2 separate regions of the Homo sapiens genome follow, and region 2 is linked to region 1. The links are chromatin contacts, found by Hi-C or POLR2A ChIA-PET in ENCODE. All regions are on one chromosome and are shown on one strand. Each heading gives the region's core, a stretch centred on a gene start or an enhancer-like site at or near the end of the contact. The rest is flanking DNA. Distances are from core to core; before and after follow the strand shown. Region 1 overlaps ZSWIM6 (zinc finger SWIM-type containing 6). Region 2 overlaps ZSWIM6 (zinc finger SWIM-type containing 6).

What was found. A loop is a pair of places that touch in the nucleus more often than their neighbours do. ChIA-PET counts read pairs that join two places held with the same protein, here RNA polymerase II (POLR2A). Pooled maps may share reads with other maps.
Region 2: a map of mesothelial cell of epicardium shows a loop between it and region 1 (12-fold over the local background). The contact joins two enhancer-like sites. A Hi-C loop is called at or near these places in 4 of 168 maps with a recorded cell type or tissue (dorsolateral prefrontal cortex, mesothelial cell of epicardium, posterior cingulate gyrus and 1 more) and 3 of 50 pooled maps. POLR2A ChIA-PET finds 5 or more read pairs at or near these places in 6 of 52 experiments (A673, BJ, HEK293 and 3 more).

Annotation. Positions count from the first base shown.
Region 1 is chr5:61,334,013-61,337,274 of GRCh38, reverse strand. All of the region lies in intron 1 of ZSWIM6 (zinc finger SWIM-type containing 6), which reads right to left. Among named protein-coding and RNA genes, the nearest start is that of ZSWIM6, 3.4 kb to the right of the region's middle. RefSeq lists a silencer at 3,243-3,262. Within about 2 kb of position 1,919, at least 2 of the 41 ENCODE cell types and tissues checked have a DNase peak (open chromatin) inside an H3K27ac peak, as active enhancers do.
Region 2 is chr5:61,439,124-61,441,966 of GRCh38, reverse strand. All of the region lies in intron 1 of ZSWIM6 (zinc finger SWIM-type containing 6), which reads right to left. Among named protein-coding and RNA genes, the nearest start is that of ZSWIM6, 110 kb to the right of the region's middle. Within about 2 kb of position 1,271, at least 2 of the 41 ENCODE cell types and tissues checked have a DNase peak (open chromatin) inside an H3K27ac peak, as active enhancers do.

The DNA.
Region 1 (3,262 bases), core at 670-3,169:
CGGAATCTCGCTCTGTCACCCAGGCTGAAGCGCAGTGGTGCAATCTCGGCTCACTGTAACATCTGCTTCCCGGGTTCAAACGATTCTCCTGCCCCAGCCTCCCGAGCGGCGGGATTACAGACGCCCGCAACCGCTCTGGCTAATTTTTGTATTTTTAGTAGAGATGAGGTTTCGCCCTGTTGGCCAGGCTGGTCTCTAACCCCTGACCTCAGGTGATCCACCCACTTTGGCCTCCCAAAGTGCTGGGATTACAGGCATGAGCCATCACGCCCAGCCTATTTGCATCTCTTTATGTAAGAATGAAGATGAGTATGTTTACCGGCCATCTACATGTCTTCCTCTCTGAAATGTGCTGCCCATTTTCCTATTGGGTTATCCATCTCTCTTCTTGACAATTTTTGTAAGTTTTCTACCAACCTTTGGTCCAATGTGCTGTAAATATTTGGCCCAATTAACTGCTAAATTTGATTTGTAGTGTTTTCAGCCCTACAGAAACTTTTTGATTTTTTTTTCCTCTTGAGACAGAGTCTCAGTCTGTTGCGCAGGCTGGAGTGTGCAATGATGCGATCTCAGTTCACTGCAACCTCCGCTTCCCGGGTTCAAGCCATTCTTCTGCCTCAGCTTCCCAAGTAGCTGAGATTACAGGCATGTGCCACGATGCCTAATTTTTGTATTTTTTGGTAGAGACGAAGATTTGCCATGTTGGCCAGGCTGCTCTCGAACTCCTGACCTCAAATGATCCACCCACCTCAGCCTCCCAAAGTGCTGGGATTACAAGCGCGACTCACTGCGCCCGGCCCTTTTGATTTTTATCCAATTAAATTTATCTCTTTTCCAAGTTTGAGTTTCAGGTCATACCAGGGAAGCTCTTCGCCAGAAAATAACTTGGGGAAATTTTTTTTTTATGTAACTTCTAAATCATTACTTAAATGATGTCGATAATACTTATATACCAGCACCTATAGAGGCAGCTCCCTTCCAATATCAATATCAATTCTTCTTTTCTTTTTTGAGATGGAGTCTTACTCCGTCACCCAGGCTGGAGTGCAATGGTACGATCTTAGCTCACCGCAACCTCTGCCTCCTGGGCTCAAGTGATCCTTCCACCTCAGCCTCCCAAGTAGCTGGGACCACAGATGCGTACCACCATGCCTGGCTAAGTTCTTCTATTTTTGGTAGGGACAGGGTTTAACCATGTTGCCCAGTCTGGTCTAGAACTTCTGAGCTCAAGCGATCCACCCACCTCAACCTCCCAAAGTTCGGGGATTACAGGTGTGAGCCACCGTGCCCGGCAATATAAATTACTTAACAAAAATAAGCCAACTACTCTTTCTCTAAAATTTTCCTATAATCAACTGATGAGCAAGCTCTGTGCCAATTAAATATTGCTTACAACTACTATAACAAAGGTTTATTTTTTTCCCTTAAATTTCTTTTTAAAATATAGAAGTTGAGAAACAGTAACTACCAATAGGTTTAATTTCTAACAAACCCCTCAATCCTTAAACTATCAACAGCATAAATGTAAAATAAAGTCCAACAACTAGATTTTCCCTATTGTAGCTATAATTTAGTCATCTCTACAAAAGTCAATGAATACTTTCTGTACACTTGTAATTTTGCAATACCAGAAAACTGCTTTATGGTGCTATCAACAAAGTATTCTGTTCTTTTCCATTTTAAGAAACTGAAACAAACAAAAGCGTTCTACCTCAAATCAAAATTATAAAATAAGCCTTTCAAGTTAGCATATCAATTCAAACCACTACTTGAAGCTAAATTAAATGGTTAATCTAGCCACCCTCTCTCTGTTCCCCATAAAGGGAGGTGGGGGGAACCCTGATCATAAGTGTTCTATCTCTCAGTGCCAGCTGCCAGGCATTTAACAGCCTTCCATCTCTAAAGCTGACTGGCACAACAAGTAATACAACTTCGAAGTTAAGGCAAATGGCAGAACTCAGAGGCGAAAAAAGAATATTTTCCACAATTTGTATAGCACTTGTTTAGCACGTATGTGTTTCTGAAGTGGTGGTCAACTCTTCAGTCTACACGAGAAACATCACACCACTTCACGTCAACCACTGCCAATTCCATTCAGTGGCCTCTTCCCCTTTGGGGACTATTCAAAAAGTTACTATTTTCTTTTACAACTACTCACCCAGGCCTCTTCCACTGATGAAAGCAGGCAAAGCCCACGCTGTGTGTCTGTCTCCTAGAGAAGATTGCCTCTTTTATTTATCGCCCCTTGGCTTTATTTTCACAGTGAATTCCTGGCTTAAATGCAATCAGCCAAGAAACCCTCCCTATGCGCTCTCCTGTCATTCCTCATTGCTTGCAAGCGGAGTCAAGCACAGGGAGAGGGAGGGGGAAAAAAAAAAAAACCCTCAACATTGCCAGCCAAGCCATAAAAATTCGCAGACTCTAGTTTGTTATACTGAGAAGCCATAGATGTGCTTCCATCCATCGCTAACCGGCAGGAAACAGACAAACAAACAAAAAAAAAGGTATAACTAGGAAGAATGTTAATTAGATTTGTTTTAAGGAAAAAAGGATAGATGAATAGCCTCAAAAGCTAAACCCCCTCTAGACAGAAGGAAAGAGTGCCCAACATAGAAAAGGCAACACTGGGGGCTGCCTTTGGAAATAAATGACCATGCAGAAAACCACGTTTGCAGATGGCATTAGAATTCAAATTAACCAGACAGGATTAAAACAAATCTTAATTCTTTCTTGGGGACCCTATCCAGACCCCCACCCCACTTCCAAAGAAAAGAAGGATAAAAGGAACTGACTACAGAAAGAGAAAAAGGATTAAGTTAACAATCAAAGAGATAGAGATGCGTCCAAATCTATCCCCATTCATTCGGTGCCGGGTTCACCATGCTACAATTTCAAGTACACTAACATGGGAGGGGGTCAGAAAATATGCCATTTGCAATCAGGAGAAAAAAATGGGAAGTTTCACTACAGCATTGTTCTTTTCAGTCTGGCTCAAACATTCCCATCGCTATGGCTGAAAAAGATCTGGACAGGGGAAAAAGAACATTTTAGGGGAGGGGGAACAGGAGACACTTTTAAACTAAGGTATTTGAGAAAACTCTCAGGATCTGTCAGAGAAAGGAAGGCTGTGCAGCTCTAAATCACAAGTCCTTCTCTCGCCTTTGTCAAATATATTCTACTTTACAAGCCCTGAAAAGAAAGAGACTCTTTTGTTTGGTTTCTCCTTTTCGGAGGGTGACAGAAAACTGAAAGGGGCACAAAA
Region 2 (2,843 bases), core at 22-2,521, 110 kb before region 1:
GAGACTGATCTCCTATCTCTTCAGTAGCAGCACCCAAATAAAGTCTTCTTCCCTCGTAATACTTACTGTCTCAGTGATAGGCTTTCTGTGTGGACAGCAGCAGCACCTAGACCAAACACTGTAAGGTGGCAGTTCATCGGACTCTGCTATACCATGTTGCCTCTAACTCAGTCAAACAGATAAGTTCGCTAAACCATAATTGCAGTAAATGTGAGAAGGCTAACCTGTGATATACTCAAACCATGGGCATATAGAAATTGAGTCTTAACTACAGGAATAAGCCTGGGCAGTCACAGAACCCTTGCACACTCCGCATCCGTACCTGGCCCTAGGCTACAAGATGGGCTGTGTCATTTAACCAATTAAGCCTTAATTTCCTACATATAGGAATGCAGGAGACAGACTAGATAATTTTTAAGGTTATGTCCACCATTATTTTATTTCTGATAGTAATATTCAAATGTATACATTTATTTTTTGCAATTGTGCTTAATATATAGGGGGAGGATTGAAAACCACCACCCTATAAGGCAAAGATTGAGCTTATTAAGCTCTTCCTTATCACTCCTAAACACAGATGATTTATATTTAAGCATTTAATAAGTAGCTCTAAAGGAAGGGAGATGAACTGGCCGGAGACTAACCATAAAGCTATCCTCACATCCAGGACAGGCTCAAGTTGAGTCTGCCTAATTACCAATCCTTGGCTGAGAGAAAAAAAGGAAAAGCTATCAAGTCTATCAACTTCGAACTTTGACCCACTGCCTAAACTGCCGGAGATTTTAATTTTTATACATAATATAATCTCATGTAGATTATCTCTAATCTAGATGAACAATATAAATCTCTTAGCTCATGCAATTTCCTCTGCCAAATATGCCCCTTCTCCTCTCTCTGTAAGTCCCTAGTTACCTGTATGATCTATTTCAAGTTTGTTTCTCAACACAGCGAAAGGCCACTGTTACCTAGAACCTCATCAGCCCCACACACAAAAAAGTATTTGTTGTCTCTTTTGTGGACCAAAGTACTTTCTGCAGATCGCTATTATAGCCCTTAGCACACAACACTATAGTGAATTGTTTATATGCCTGTCTGTTCCAGTGGACTGTAAGCTGTTTTATTCATCTTTGTGTCCCCAGTACCTACCAGGACCAGGCACATGGCTGGCACGCATTAAATGTTCCCTGAATTGGTTGAATAGAACAGAAAATTCCCCTTTCACTCAACCAACATAGCTTAGGGCCTGAACGCCCCAAACATTCATGCTCTAACATGTTTTGAATAGCAAAAGGAAACTCCAAGCACCCTGTAAATTCAGTTCTCACATAGACCTGTGGGGAAAAGGTATTTTTAAAAGCAAGGTTTATTTAACCCTTCATATTTCTTATGAATTTGGAGGCCAAGAAGTAAGTTAAATGTCCCTGGTATCTTTAATGCTCTGCTAATTATTTTAATACTCATGACATTCTTTCTCCTGTCTGGGAAGGTAAGAGACATTGATTATGTGAAATATCCACTAACTCTTTTAATCTACTCTCCTACTATATGAAGAGTTAGCACTTCACCCTTAGGTTCAACCATATCTTTTTTTTTTTTTTTTTTTTTTACACCAATGAATAGCACTAAGAGGCTGCCATTTTTCTTTTTCACACAAAATCTGAAAAGAGATCTGGGCCGTATGCCAGAGTTGTCAATTTTTCAAACAAGATTACCCTACCACATCAGTCATCTTTCTTCCTCCATTAGGAAAGAGATTAAAATAGAATTACACTTCCAAATGTGAGCTTAACATTTTAAAACCACTAAGCTTTTTGTATACTTAATATACTCTCGCGCTTTTTTTTTCACCTTTCCTACCTAGCACTAAACAAAACTGTGGTATAGTTTCCACTCTCAAAGATCTTTCCCATATTCCCATACTTCCTGATGTGTCAAAGACTACTCCAATTACCACAGTAAAATACTAAGTCATGATTTGGCATTTCAAGCATATTCCTGGCAATCCAGATTAGGTAGAAAGGGCACTTGAACTACATATTAGCAACATACAACCATTCCTACCTTATTCTCATGAGAAAACCAAATTCCATGAGAAAATAGATAACTTTAAAAACCACCAATGTAGAAAAACGTTTCAAAGGTCTTTTTAAATTGGAAAATCACTTATCTAGTAAACTTAAAAGCTACGTATATTCTCTATGACCCAACGATTCCATTCCTAGATATATATTATTGGTGCGTGCACAAACATACCAAGACAAATAATCAAGAACACTCTTAGCATCATTGTTAATGATAGCCAAAAACTGGAAGCAACAGTAATGTCCACCAACAGTAGAACAAATAAAGTATGCTACAGTAATGATGATGCTACAAGCAACACAGATGAACCACAGAATGTTGAATAAAAGAAGCAAACATAAAAATACACAAAGTATAATCCCATAACTATCTGTTTAACTGTTGACATGTTTTATGCATTGTTCTACATGTACTTTATATTTCACAATTTAAAAAGCAGCCTTTTAGCTTAAAAACCCTAGTCCTGCACATAAAATATTTTAGTTATAAGCATTTTTAAGTCTGTCATTCCAGCAGACTACAAACTGCTTGAGGGTGTAGATTGATTTTATTCATTTTTGGCTCCCAGAACATAATGGTACATAACAGATGCTCACCAGATATTGCCTGGATAGATGGGATTAATGAATTATGAACATAGGGAAATCTCAAATGGCAAGGGAACTTCCATGTGAGGCAGAAAAATAAAAGTCATTTGCCTTTTCCTATATATAGCCAAAGGTTAGTTTTAAAAAGTCAGCCTGAAATTTCAACTACCTAAA